Regions from separate parts of the Mus musculus genome. Here all the other regions are linked to region 2. A link is a loop called in an ENCODE intact Hi-C map of the cell type or tissue named here. Cell type or tissue: heart. All regions are shown on one strand.

What was found. Hi-C counts contacts between places; a loop is a spot of excess contacts. Peaks named below come from ENCODE experiments on the same cell type or tissue, not always from the same donor. Only the 100,000 strongest peaks of a DNase experiment are listed, where the experiment ranks them.
Region 1: it touches region 2 in a loop (7-fold over the local background); 4 of 42 quality-filtered maps call a loop at or near these places.
Region 3: a loop joins it to region 2, with 2.6 times the contacts of the local background. A loop is called at or near these places in 7 of 42 quality-filtered maps.

Annotation. Positions count from the first base shown.
Region 1 is chr14:102,880,451-102,885,450 of GRCm38, reverse strand. No RefSeq gene overlaps it. Among named protein-coding and RNA genes, the nearest start is that of Gm34589, 48 kb to the right of the region's middle. In heart, no CTCF peak of the experiment used is centred here; a DNase peak (open chromatin) is centred at 1,930.
Region 2 is chr14:102,807,786-102,812,785 of GRCm38, reverse strand. No RefSeq gene overlaps it. Among named protein-coding and RNA genes, the nearest start is that of Gm41234, 15 kb to the right of the region's middle. In heart, a CTCF peak has its summit at 2,608; DNase peaks (open chromatin) are centred at 825 and 2,595.
Region 3 is chr14:102,900,023-102,905,022 of GRCm38, reverse strand. No RefSeq gene overlaps it. Among named protein-coding and RNA genes, the nearest start is that of Gm34589, 68 kb to the right of the region's middle. In heart, no CTCF peak of the experiment used is centred here; a DNase peak (open chromatin) is centred at 1,942; H3K4me3 peaks cover 503 bases; H3K27ac peaks cover 725 bases.

The DNA of each region.
Region 1 (5,000 bases), 73 kb before region 2:
GAAGGCTTGTCACATGGAGAGGGCTTTACACGCTTCAGTAGAAATGACAGAGAGGAGGTTTGACTTAGTGTAAGGCATGGCTTCGCACTATGAGACAATTGTAGACTTTCCTTGCAAGAGCTCTGCTCAGCTCCCTGCTGCTGGGTAGTGTTGAAGAGACATTGAAGAGACTCAGAGGACCCCAGGCCCTCCATAATAGATGTTGGAGGCTTTCGGTCACCTTGAAGAGGCTTGCAGTGGTCTTGGAACCCGCTCGGGTATAAACCTGCATGAACTTGAGCTCCACAAGCTTTGATAAAATTAATGCTTCTCAGCAGTTTAGTGCACACTGCTGGGGGATGGTTGCTGATATATTTAGATTATGGGCAGCTGGTGTTAGCGAAGGGATTTATTGGCTTAGTCATCCTTGGTAACAAAGATATGAACTGTCACTCCCTGATTATTAGTTGATATCTCCTCTCTCGACTCTTCAGTTTTAGATGCCGTTTTCTTTTCCACTCAAACACAACTTAGTATAAAAATATTGAGGCTAGGGACCTGCTAAGTTTCCCCAAACTAGTGATTTTTCTAGACATTAGTGGTTGTATCTATTTGTGGAGTTCAATTTAAGACATCAGTTTATCATAACTGAGAAAAAAATAGCAGAAGGCTCAAAGGAAAACCATGGGAACCATAAAAAACCAGGCAAGTGAAATGAGAGCATGTACCCTGGAGAGGCAGGCCTGAGCGGTGCTTGCTGTTTTGAGATAGTCTCACTGGGCCTGGAATTTGCAGTGATTCCCTCTGCTTTAGTCTCCCAGTTCAGGGGTTACAAGTACGGAGCCACCACCACCACCACCACCACCACCACCACCACGCTTAGCTGCGGGTAATGTTTATACTTCCCCTCCCCCAGCATTTTCCTTAGGGCAGCTTTTCAATTGTGAAAACCTGGACGTTGGTCAACTGGTGTATGAGCAATTGAGTTTTCTAGCTTAACAAAGGCCAGTTCCTTACAGAGCACTTTCTACAGAGACACATGGGTGTGAACTTCAGGACAGCCACTTAGTAGGCACGCTCTACATTTAACGAACATTCTTATGGTGAGATTCAATTCACTGTTAGTTTCAACATAAGCTTCATGCTGATAGCAAAGATCATTAAACTTTAAAACACGTTTCCAAGGAACACTGTGCCATCTTCACTCAAGAACATCTTTTAAATTGGATAGCTAATTATCTATTTAGTCTGAAAGCAGAGGAACGGTTCGGAGTACTCTCTGTGAAAGCATCCTCCCGTTCTTGATTTCACTTTTGTGCTGTCTGTCGTCAAGTGCTTGCAAATCACCAAGTCCACAGCTCAGGAGTAAAGAAAAAAAAAAAGGTACGTAACACGAAGAGCTGGAAATGAACTTCTCATTTGAAATCTCAGTCTTGCTCTACGAACGAAGCATAAGTTAGACGTCATTCCACACCCCGATAAAGCATCACCAGGTCTACTTCTAGCATACCCAGTGTGCACTGCGCTCTGATCGTCACTGTTGGGAGATGGATTCCAAGGACAAGAGGATGGAACAAACTTTGGCTTTTCTTTGAAAAGCATTGACAAGGGAGATAGTCTGTGCTGGAACAAACAGTGCTAACAGGAATTAATAGTTTTCAGTTGTGATATGATAGCATTTATACCGTTAGAGAAACTTTCTGTTCCTTGTTTCTTTCTGGCTGACGAGCACCATAGAAGAGTATCCCAGTTCCTTCACTTGCCTTCTCCTACCAGGCCCGTTCGCTTCTCTCTTAATCTCAGAGGATGTTTGAGGATATTTAGGTGGTGTGGACCTTACACCTGCCTCCCCGTGTTGACTACTTGCCTTTTCTAGGCAAGACCCTCAAAGCTGGGTTAGGCCTGAGTTCCCTCTCCAGCCTTCTCTTTGTCTATTCTGATTAGCATAACCCCGCCTCCTTCCTCACACAGGAAGAGTGCAGAGCATGCCAAGGAGAATGAGTTCCAACAGATGCTTTCCGTTTTTTTTTTTTTACTGAATGCTGTAATAGGAAATACAAAGGCTGAAATTGCTGCAGCCCTTTTGCTACTGGGGAGAAGAGGCCAGATCCCATGAAGATGAAGCTAATGAACTTTGTGTTTTGTAGAGTCCTCTTTCAAAGCATGGATTACCTATTGAGTGAACCTTCTGGGTAGTATAAACGTAAGCCAGCCAGCTTGTATTAGATCCATAGCACAACAGCAATTAACAAATGGAAAAATCGTTCCTCCTTCCCAAGCTCACTGTAATGCTTTGTTGGACATGAGATCTATGATTAATTGAATTTTATTCCACGAAGTGTTTTTCCTACTGCCTTTATGTATAAGAGATCTCTGCAAAATCTTCACTGAATTTTTCACTCTCCACAATTTTTCTTTTTTTTTGCCAGTTAGCCATAAGGTTATGTAATCGCACAGGAGTGGAGCCTGAATTCTGCATATTTAGGATGCCCAAAGTACTCGGGTTCTTTCTCCTTGGACTCTCGTTCCTGCCTGGCAATCATTTGCTGGCCTTTCAGAATAATCAGGGAGAATTATGGTATTGGTTCGTAAGGTAGGGCTCATAGGCTGGATGCATTTTTTGAATGGCAAGACACACTGCGGCATCACTAGAACTGGTCAAGAGTCTGAACAAACATACTCCATTTTCCTGGAGGTCAAAAACTAAATAGCCATTCCCACCCTGCACTTGGTGGACACTATCTCTTCCTCTAGAATGCAGGGCTATTAGCTTATTATGTTGAAAACTGCAATATTAGCAGAGATGGAGAATACTGATTAGAATCAGTTCTGGGAGATATAAATAATGGATTTTCATTTGAAAAGCAACTTTCAGTTTTAGTGAGAAATTTGTCAAGTTTTTCATTAAATTTGACAGAATAAAGACATCTGATATTTATAGATAGTCTTGTAGTGCCTTGCAAGAGACAGATAGGAACACTATGAAGCTATGTGCATCTAGAACAAAAGGGGTTTAAATCATCGGTTCCTGTGGGTGGAGAAGTCGGGTGGAGGGGTTTACGAGTGAAGGGAACTTCCTTTTTTCTTTTTCTGTATGTTCAACTGTCTGGTTTTAATTTCCTTTGCAATAAACTCATGAGTTATTTGTATCATCTTTATTTTTTTATGTTGGGTTTTTAATTAGTTCTTTCTTCAAGAGTTTCTTTCTTTCTTTCTTTTTTTTTTTTCTTTTTTTTCTTTTGGTTTTTCGAGACAGGGTTTCTCTATATAGCCCTGGCTGTCCTGGAACTCACTTTGCAGACCAGGCTGGCCTCGAACTCAGAAATCTGCCTGCCTCTGCCTCCCGAGTGCTGGGATTAAAGGCGTGTGCCACCACACCCAGCATCTTCAAGGATTTCATACAATGAGCTTTGATCTCTCTCTTCTTCTACTGTTCCCACCCTATGCCTACACCATGTCTACATCATGCCCGTGCCATGTCTACCCCATGCCTATGCCACTCCCAGGCCATGCCAACCTCATGTATACCCCATGTCTACATTGTTTTCCATTCCTCCCATTCTTGTATACTTTTCTCACATCTAGTCCAAAATATTTGTGGATTTGAGTCCTTCCACTGAGATGTGGTTGGCTTATCTGGATCTACACTCTTAGAGAAACGGAGCCTCCTTTTCTCAGCAGCTAGCCATTGTAATAGCTCCTCTGCTAGGGGTGGAACTTCCAGGATTTTGTCTGGCTTGGGCTTGCATAGGTCTTGGGGACATTGCCATAGCAGCTGGGAGTTCATATGCACTGCTGTGTCCACAGACACTGTTTTCTTCCAGTCACCCCTCTCGTCTGGCTTTTACTCTCTTTCTGCTGCCTCCTTCACCATGATCTCTGAGTCTGTGGAGGAGGAAATCAAGTATATTTGCTGATTTTAGAGCTTCACTTTCTACAGTCTCTTATTCTCTGCACCTTGGTCAGTTGTGGCTCTACGTGTCGATTATGACCTACTGCCAATGGAAGCTTCTCTAATGAAGGTTGAGAGAGGTGTCTTAATCTATGGATATAGTGATTAGTCATTAGGAGTTGCTTTAATATTGTATTAATTTACCAGAATTTGTATAATCTTAAGCTGACTTTTAAATGTCAGTAATTACCTCTAAATAACAGTTGCACTTTCTCAGATGAATATGAGGTTATTGTAAACATTACAGTTGTTTACATGTGAGTTACTTATTCAGATGAATTTAGAGTCCATTAAACGTGAATGGGATGTGCCACTAAGTTCTTACATATGTGTAGGGCATTATGTAATTTAATGTTTCTGAAAACACTTCTTCAGCTTCCCCTGACTTCATTTGCTTCCTGTAGATATTTGGGTTGGATTTACATCTGGAATGAATATTTTGTCTGGGACATTTGTTCTGATATAAAACAGTATGCTGGATCCCCTGGATATTTATGTGTCTTGGCTTTCTTCCCTTCTTGCTGAATGAGAACTGTTTGCCTTGTAAATGGAACTTTGCAGTAATTTCACACTCCTGCCAATTAAAACTTTCTACTGCAATTGGGTAGAGAGCTCAAGAAAACCCAGACATTTCCAGATGCATGGGCCTCTGGGGTGATCTGGCCTAACCTTACAGTTCACTCATTGCAAGAAGGGGACCAGGGACCTCAGCAGGATCTCCATGGTCTCTGCATTTCTGTTTGACTAGGATGGGGATGAGAAGCCAACTCTTCTGGTTCACTCTGCTTCCTGTAGCAAAAAGTGCTGGAGTCATCCAGGAGTCAGTCTGCTCCCTAAGTTTATACCCTGGAAGCAGCACGTTAGGACAAGGGTCTTGAGGACTCTGGAAGACAGGAAGGGAAGTTAGCGGCATAGAATGGCCTGCAAATAGAAAAGATAATTCAGGCTTAAAGAGAGGAATATCCAGCATATGTAACTAACAAGAATGACATTTCAGCTTTTAATAAATAATACATACTCTATTTAGAAAAGTTCTATAAACACAGAGTCAATTTCTCCTGGCCTGACC
Region 2 (5,000 bases):
GATGGATCCCTGGATATGGCAGTTTCTAGATGGTCCAATTGAAACTCTCTTAAGGGACTAGTTTTCTCTCTCTGCTGGCTTCCTCTTCAGGCCTACTGGTTGTTGCTGAATGCTCTTAAAGGTTCCCTTTCTCACACTTTCATCCTGCTGTTCTCAGACTGGAAGCTTGTCTCTCTTTACCTCTGCAGGGATCCTCATTGTTCAAAACTGTATCAGATCTGGTCCCCCTGAGATCTCTCTTCCTCATGCCTGCCCCTTCAATGTTCCCAGTGGTTTAGTTCAATTTTAAACTGTGGGAGTGCAGGGACCATGTCTTGTATTTTTTTTTAAAAGGCTCTATCTTTTGCAGAGCCAGGTTACCATTCTGCGCATATTGTAAATGTAAACTGAATACATTTGGGTATTTGGAGTGTTTGAAACCTTTCATTGATGTAACTAGATGATAATAATAATAATAAACTGTAAATCTTTTATTATTGCATTCAAAAGATATTTAGTACCCGAGACTCTTCTTTACAATTATCTCTGCTCATTGTACTCTTGTCTTAATACCAAGCAGCCTGATGTGAACTTCAGGTAAAATTTTACAGACAACAGGAGCTTCCAAGGCAACTAACGCCATCTGGAAGAGTTAACCGATAGAAACAGCAGACTCAATAATAAATTCACAGACGTGGGAGAGATTTTGTAGATAGCCCGAGAAACTCTTCCAAGTGTACTGGGAAAAGGCGTTAAACTCCCAGGACCTAAGAGAGGATTCTGGAAGTCATCAGTTTGGATTCCCCAGCCTGTTCTGCTCCACTCAACACGGAAAACAACATGCAAATGGAATGCATTGTAGAGGCCAAAGGAAAAAAGTCAAAACCCAGAGAGCAGGGAGTGTGAAATAATCCTTCAGCAAGCGTCTTCCTTGTGTATGCTACAGCTGTCTTTGAGCAAACACAGCTCTTCTCTGCTAAACCTGCAGCAGAGTTACTTGGGCGTCTTGAAGGTCTCTCACCAGATGTTATCCCCTGGAAAACAAAACCTAACAAAACACAGCAAAACCGAGCATGGCACAACCCAAGCCCACACCCAACTCTGGTTCTAACTAGGCACACTCTCAACTCAGGAAGAAGCTGTTCTTTCGAACCTCTGTTTCTGTCAGAGGGCTTATGTTTTCCGTTCTCAGTATGGATGCTGGGTTCTCTGCTGCAAATGCATGCCAGATACAGAGGGTAGAGCATGTTTCTGCTGAATACTGTGGAAATCGTCATGACTAGAGCTACACAGAGCTACAAGAATAGGAGACAGAGAGAGAGAGAGAGAGAGAGAGAGAGAGAGAGAGAGAGAGAGAGAGGGAGGCAGGGAGAGAGAGAGAGAGAGAGAGAGAGAGAGAGAGAGAGAGAGAGAGAGAGAGAGAGAGAGAGAGAGAACAATGAAACTCCCTTGCTTTTGGTAGCAATAGCGGTGAAGTGAGGCAAATATCCTCTTAGGGCTTTTCTCTTTCCTGTTTCTTCACGGCTCCTTGTTTTCTTGTTCTCCTTCCCTATTCTCAGCCTGTTCCTGTGCGGTATTATGTCTTGGCAGTGTCTAGTATATGGCCACTCACAGCATGAAGCGAGAAGTGGCTTCATATTTCTATACTAGCTAGACCCCATGGGATTCTTCCTAATGTCTGGACACTCTGCTTTTCCATCTATTTCCCTTTCTTCCTGCCCATCTTACATTAACTTTCATTGCTCTTTCAGTGACGATTCTTTCCAGGTGTGGTGCTACATGAGATGGAAAAATATAGGTCTCGAAATGTTGTACTATTTTAAGGTTTGTTTTGATATTGTAAGAAAAAAAAAATGCTGTGCTGTTATTTTCTTATCCCTCTGCCCGATTACTAAAAAATGTGGAAGAAGTTAAATAAAGGCACATATCCACTCTAGTGTGTAATGAGAATTTTTTCTTTTAAAATTATTTGCGACAGAGTCTTGCTTTCCAGGATGGCTTGGGATTGGTGACCCGTTTCACCTTCCCAGGGGCTGGGCTTACAGGCTTGTTCCACCACACACTGTTTGTGAGGAATGTTTAACACCTACCCCTAAGACCTGGTATTTACCTACAACAGAGTAGAGCAGTGGCAAATAATAACATGGTCACAACACCTCATCAATTTTAGTGGCTGGAGTTACTGACTTTGAACCTGGCCCTGAAACCAAGCATGCTAACAATAGTGAAACAAAAAGAACACGGTCCCCATAGGAAGTGTTCAGCAAGCAGTGAGGGAGAACCCAAGGCAGTGTAGCTTGCACAAGAGAGGAGTGAGTCTGTCCACATGTTTCTCAAGGGCTTCTACAAACAGGCAGAAGTTGCCTGGCTGAGCTGCAGGAATGTTTCCTTCAGAATTTATTATTTGGGTGAGAGATTGGGACAGATGGTATCTGAGCTCTGCCTCGACCTGGGGAGGATGCTGGGTTGTATAGTTAGCTAACTCAGGCAAAGGACATCACCTGGGGCAATGATAGAAATCTGGCTCAGAGCATTTCCTGTGTCTTTGACTTCATTTCACCTGGCCCCTCACAGCCTGCTTCCTGTTGGTTGTGAGTCAGGCAGTTGTGGTCCCTAGTGGCAGTTAGGGAAGTCTGCAAGTTCGCACAGGAAGGGTGAGGCCTCGGGGATCCTGGGAGGAAGGCAAAGTCTGGGCTCAGCAACTTCCATCTGAAAAGTTTGTTTGATCATCTGATGAGGGAATGCATTTATTGCTACCAGGAGCACAATATTCTTCTACTCTGATCACAAGAGCTTTCCTCTGGTTCATTTTAAAGAAGTTAGAGAGGGAAGGGCAAAGCAATGTGCAGGTTGCTAAAGGATATATTCCTAAAGGCTGCACAGAGCCTCGTAGTGAGGTCCCTGTAGAAGGAATTCAGAACATCTGCTGAGACCTGTGTCTGCTCCAGGGATGTAGGTGTGATGGGTTTGGGTTTTTTTTTTTTTTTCATTGAATTTTCTGGAAGGCATGTAGAGAGAGAGTCTGATTCTGTAATAGATTAGGTGTAGAAAGCTAACCAGGAGAAAAGAGGCTCATGGGCTCAGGAAAGGGAGAGAAATGGCATGAGAGATGGATGGATGGATGAGAGGAGAGGAGAAGAACAGCTGAGAGCGAGACCTTGGAAAATGGAAATGAGAAAGGAGCCACAGATTTTCTTTGAGTTAAAGGAGCAGAGAGCTGTAGCTGGGAAGCCAGGTTGCCTTTTAGAAATGAGAGAAGTGAAAATTCTGTCGCCCAGAAACCAGGAGTCTCACAATTACTGTGAATAGGAGAATCCTTCAGGGTGACATGCATTCCATACTCTTTCCATGTCCCAGGCACATCTGAAATTCTTTGTTGTTCTCCAGGAAGCTGATGGATCAATCATTAATGATATATATGCTAAATGAACTTGATATTTAAAATATCAGTTAAAGATATCCTTCTATATAACAGTTCATGTCTGCAGAAATTTGAAAGCTTATGCATACTAGAAGGCGGTGGCTCTGTCTGCCTCATTTGAGCAAAACTTGATTTGAAATGAAAGAACTTATAGTCCTTAAGATCTATTGTGATGATGATAAAACACTTGGGAATCACATATCCACATTGAGTTAGATGCCAAGAGAAGTGTGTTTCCTGGTAGAAAGGAAAAGAGAATTCACACTGATAAACACCATCCTTGTGTCAAACATTGGTCATTCAAAAAGTGTGATCTCTTGAGGATTCACGTGTGACTTCTGACCCAGACATATGCTGAAATGCAGATACACCCAGTAGCTGGTATAATCTCCTCTTCACAGTAACTGTGAGGCACAACATGAAGTAGCTGGTTTGAGAACACATGAGATTTTCTATTAAACCAAGCACTTAAAGTAAGAAGGAGTCCCAGAGATAATGTGAACCCGGTATCTCCCTCCTGAAAGGCTGTGTTTTAGGGTAACCTCCCCCAAAGCTGCACTTGAGTCAAGGGCTTGACTACAAGTGGTTTCTCTGGTATGCCGTGTCTCAGGAAGTACCAGGAGACAACTTACAAGTAAGATAAGGAAGGAAGGGATGCCAGCCTATGTAAAGATGACGATAAATGGATCACTGCTATGGATAATTGGCATTCAGTTTTGCTACCAACCTTCTGGAAGACTGTGGGATATACCATGGAATCTTTTGACAGCTACGGATGAGTCTAGTGTCTCAAATCTTTCATGGATTGAGAGCTGGGCCTGAGGTGGTTAGCTTTCTACTGCTGGAGATCTATCCAGGGGCAGAGAGGTAGAGAGACAGTAAAACAGGGAAGGTCCACAGTTAACTCCTAGTGGGTGGACAGTGTTTGCTGAGGTACCTGCAGGGTCAGCTAGTCCCCCATTCATATACTTCTCTCTCTGGTAGATACATCTTATCTGGATCTTCCATGCCCTTGAGTTGACCCACAGAATCAGGACCAGATGTATGCCTCTATTGCTGACTTCAAGAAGTCACGAGAGAGAAATAGTCTTGCCTTTTTCTGCTCTTCCCTAAGGAGGAATGTATATAAGGAGACTGTAGATAGCTCCGTATCCCAGAGAAGGCTGACTCCTGTCCTGTGAGTCCTGTTTGTTGCATAGTCCCTTTCTCTGCCTGTCTCACACATTTGTAAGAGGACCATTGCTTTTCTTCTCATATTTTCCCATGAGGTAAGCACAAACCTGGGACTGTCTCCGTAAGATGTCAAGGATCCAGTGGAATAAAATTTCTCCTTTCGAGCCCACCAACAGCTCACTTGGGAAGCTAACTTTGTCTTTCACAAAGCAGTTGGTCAGAGTGGACCCCCAGGTAGAGGTTCATAAGGGCAGGGAGACATGAACCATAATCACCGACTTAAATTCATTTCTCACATATTTTCCCCAGAATCTCCATGCTCTGGTTGGCCCACTTGCAAACAGTCAAAATGGCGGAGAAATTTTCCACTAAAATTTTATTCACTTTTTCAATCACTGAAGGGCCCTAACTTTGTTCATTTGGTAAA
Region 3 (5,000 bases), 92 kb before region 2:
TGATAACCGCCAGTGAAGTGTTCTGCAACCCTATAGGTGGAACAACAATATGAACTAACCAGTACCCTCAGAGCTCGTGTCTCTAGCTGCATATATAGCAGAAGATGGTCTAATTGGCCATCATTGGGAAGAGAGAATCCTTGGTATTACAAACTTTATATGCCTCAGTACAGGGGAATGTCAGGGCCAAGAAGTGGGAGTGGGTGAGTAGGGGAGCAGGGTGGGGGTAGGGTATAGGGAACTTTCGGGATAGCATTTGAAATGTATATAAAGAAAATATCTAATTTAAAAAAAGGAGAAAGTGTGAAAAAGCCTCGAATAATACTACCAGAAGATCCAGCAATACCTCTCCTGGGCATATACCCAGAAGAAGTTCCAACTGGTAATAAGAACACATGCTCCACTATGTTCATAGCAGCCTTATTTATAATAGCCAGAAGCTGGAAAGAACCCAGATGTTCCTCAACAGAAGAATGGATACAGAAAATGTGGTACATTTACACAATGGAGTACTACTAAGCTATTAAAAACAATGGATTTATGAAATTCTTGGACAAATGGATATATTTGGAGGATATCACCCTTAGTGAGGTAACCCAATCACAAAAGAAGTCATTAGATATGCACTCACTGAGAGGTGGATATTAGCTCAGAAACATAGAACACCCAAGATACAATTTTCAAAACACAAGAATATCAAGAAGAGGGAAGACCAATGGGTGGATACTTCATTCATCCTTAGAATAGGGAACAAAATACTCATGAAAGGAGTTACAGAGACAAAGTTTGGAGCTAAGAAGAAAGAATGGACTATCCAGAGACTACCGCACCCGGGGATCCATCCCATAATCAGCCACCAAACCCAGGCACTATTGCATATGCCAGAAAGATTTTGCTGAAGAAACCCTGTTATAGCTGTCTCGTAGGAGGCTATGCAAGTACCTGGCAAATACAGAAGTGGATGCTCACAGTCATCTATAAGATGGAACACAGGTCCCCCAATGGAGAAGCTAGAGAGAGGACCCAAGGAGCTGAAGGGGTCTGCAACCCTATAAGTGGAACAACAATATGAACTAACCAGTACCCTCAGAGCTCATATCTGTAGCTGCATATGTAGCAGAAGATGGCCTAGTGGGCCATCACTGGGAAGAGAGGACCCTTGGCATTGCAAACTTTATATGCCCCAGTACAGGGGAATGCTAGGGGCAAGAAGCGGGAGTGAGTGGGTAGGTGAGCAGGGCAGAGGGAGGGTATAGGGAACTTTCGGGATAGCATTTGAAATGTATATATAGAAAATATCTAATAAGAAAGAAAGAAAGATGAAAAAAAAAAGAAAGAAAGAGAGAGAGAGAGAGAGAGAGAGAGAGAGAGAGAGAGAGAGAGAGAGAGAGAAAGAAAGAAAGAAAGAAAGAAAGAAAGAAAGAAAGAAAGAAAGAAAGAAAGGAAGGAAGAAAGAAAGAAAGAAAGAAAGAAAGAAATACTACTGTCCGGAGCACTGAGCGCACGAAGTGGCAAATGGAACTGCGACGTATTCCTCCAGGAGCAAGGGTAAGAACATGGGCAGACTTGTTTCTTATTCCAGTAACTTTCTCACTGGCACAGTGTGGGAATCACAGAATTTGATGCTTTTGCTGTTCAATGCTCAAGATGAAATTCAGTCCAAATTGCTACAGTTAGGGATGCTAACTTAGCTCCTTCCTTTAAAGAGTCAGGGAGAAGAATTTCCAATTTTCTGCCTCAGCTCAGTGCACGCTGCCTGGAGGGCCGTGGGGCCTGTACGCTGATCTGGCCACTGACTCGGTTTGGGAGGGAAGATGGGAATCAGCAGATTTTTCAGGCTCAGCCGTAGCGTGGAAACAGATGCCCTAAAGCAGAACAGAATCCTCTGATCATGCTCTTGGCGGCTGCCACAGCTCGCATGGCCACCATCTGCTAGAGTAATGCCTCCCCATCCCCCCGAGTGACACTCCTTGCTTCTGGTAACCTTCCCATGTGAGTAGTATCACTGATTTGGGAGGCTGTGAGCTATAAATAATAGCTTCGGCAGCCTAGCTCAAGCCAAGAGCGGATTCCTTCCTCTCTAGGAAAGAGAGAAGTAGGCTGTTACCCTCGTCTATTTTCTTCTCCCTCTTATCGTTTGTCTCTTACCAATTTCCTCCCGCTAAACTAGCTCCTGGTGCTGTCTTGGCTTACTAGTTGCAACTGAGGAACATCTCAGAGTTCTGAAGTTCTGTCTCCCCACTCAGCAGAAACTTCAATTGGTGTGTGTGTGGGGGAGATTAATGCTTATTCTAGCTAGGAGGGATTTTTTTTTTTTTTTTTTTTTTTTTTTTTTGGTACCAAGTATTTAGCTCCCGAGATACTTTTGAGCTAGGTGGTCTCTGGAATGCTGCCCTTGGACATCAAACATTCCAGATTATTTGGTATACAGTTGTAAGTAGATTGGCATGGGCACCAATTAATTTCTCGTCCTGCCTTTGGAGTAATAGCACTAAAGCTCGGGACTGTCGTCTTGTAACAGGCTGCACTGAGTACAGTTTCTTCAGACATTCTGCTCTACTTTTATTTGGCATGTATTTTAAAAATAGAGTTCAGATCTGGTTCTAACTTCAGGATGTTGGGTGGCATCGCTGATCTGCCGTCACGGAGCACTGCGACCCAGATGCCAGCAGGAGGAAGATGCATTTCATACTTGTAGAGTTGAGTCCAAGATCAAGGTGCTGGCTGGTTTGTTTCCTGGCAGGAACTTTTTTCCTGGCCTCACAGATGGCTGATGTCTTTCTGTATCTTCTTCTGGGAGCGAGGGAGAGTGTATGGAAGAGAGAGAGAGAGAGAGGGAGAGAGAGAGAGAGAGAGAGAGAGAGAGAGAGAGAGAGAGAGAGAGAGAGAGAGAGAGAGAGAGAGAGAGGGCCACAACTCCTTTGGTGCTTGTTAAAAACAAAGGTGTTGTCAGGGTTGATTTCCTTTATCAACTTGACAGGATTTGGAATCTCCTGAGAGATATGCCTCTGGGTGTGCCTGTCATTGTCAGGGTGTTTTCAGAGAAGTTTAACTGAGGATGCAAAAATCTACCCTGCATATTCATGTTCCTAACTGATGGCTGATGAAAGGCAACCCAGTACCTCAACTCATCTGTCACTGTGTGTCCTGTAAACATGTCTTTTAGAACCACCTTTCTTGTACCATGATAAACTTTTCTTTAAATGCTTCTGTGAGGTACCGAATACAAACACTAATGCTATGGTGAGGACCCCATTCTCATATCTTCTAAACTAATTATTGAGCTATCTCAAAGGCTATAATGCCAAACACCTTCATATCAGGAGTTTGTGAATTAACATATTTTGGAGGGTTGGGGTGGTGTCTTAGTTAGGGTTCCCATTGCTTGTAGAGACATCATGGTCACAATAACTCTTATACAAGAAAACTTTTAATTGAAGCTGGCTTAAAACTTCAGATACTTAGTTTTTTCTTGTCATGACGGGAAACATGGCAGAATGCATGCAGGCATGGTACTGGAAAAGGAGCTGAGAGTTCTATATCTTGATCTGAAAGCAGCAGGAGACTGTGTCACAGTGGGCATTGCTTGAGAATATAGGAGACCTCAAAGCCCACCTACCACAGTGACGTATTTTCTCTAATATGGCCACCTCCAACTCCAACAAGGCCACCCCTCCTAATAGTGTCACTCCCTATGGGCCAAGCACTTAAACACACGAGTGTATAGGGGCCAAACCAACACAGTGAGTAATGGACATTTAGCCCATGACATTGTACAGATGTTTGGACTTCTCTAAATTTTGATTTTCATCATCTGTGGAATTCAGTGGGAATAGGAGGCGCGATTGCACAGTTTTAAAGATGGAAGGATGTGGTCTGAAAAAAGTTTCCAGGAATTGATAAAGTCTTTGCTGCTTCTTTTCCTTCTCTTTAGCAAGTTTTTATCCCAATAAAGAACACAGCACCATAGTATCTTAGATTCATTAAACCATAGAGTAAACCATAGAAACAACTTCTTCTAATTCTCTTGCTTTCAGAACTGAGGCTGAAAGGACGTTGAGGAAGAAATCTCTCAGTGCTTTCTAGACTGAATAGAGCCAAGAATCCAAGTGCTGCGATTGCCCAGTATTGTTCTTTCAATGACCTCATTGTGCTTTAACTTACTGTTGCTTTAGCTGTAAAATCTGCCAGTCCAGACATTTCTTTTGGCAAAAGAAAAGTACTTTATGAGATAACTTTTAGAAAAAATGTCTCTCAGATAAAAGTTGGGTAGGTAACAATTTATGGATAAAAACATCAAATTAGCAAGGTTTCAATTTGAAGTAGGTCAAATATACTCTTTGGGGGGGGGGCGGGATGGGACGTAAGTTCTTATAGGCAGAGGAAGCTTCCACCAAAGCCGCATGCGATCCTAGAGAGCAGATATTAGTAAGATTCACCCGTGATGTTACACATTAAGCTGACGACAAGCAGGGACTTGGATTCCATCAATATGAGACAGAATGGCTTCAGAAATGGGTGGAGAAGTGGAGGCTGTAACAGTATGGGATGTGGAGCAACAGACAGGAAGGCCAAAACCTGCCCTGTCCATTCAGGCTTTCTCCCAGGAAGGTGGAAAGCATATATTCTGTTACTCCCAGAGGCAGCTGTGTTTCTCACACAAAGACGAATGGACTTGAAGACTCAGTTCTAATTATACAACTGGATGGTACCATGTCCATAAAGACCCCGTGTTCCCTCTAGGTTTCTATGCTGTCTTCCTAAGAAGGGAGATTAGCTGAATATAAGAGACAGAAGTGGGGTTCCACAGGGACTTACAAAGCTCAGAGTACGGATTCCTTATGTATTCTCCAATATCCTTTGAACCTAAACTACAACAGACATTGATTTTTCTAAAAAGCATTGTCTAATGTGTGCCTACAAGGTAACCTAAATCAGGAAGTCCTGCATCTCTGCCTTCACTTTGGATTTATCTATTTACATTAGGTGCCTTCTTATCA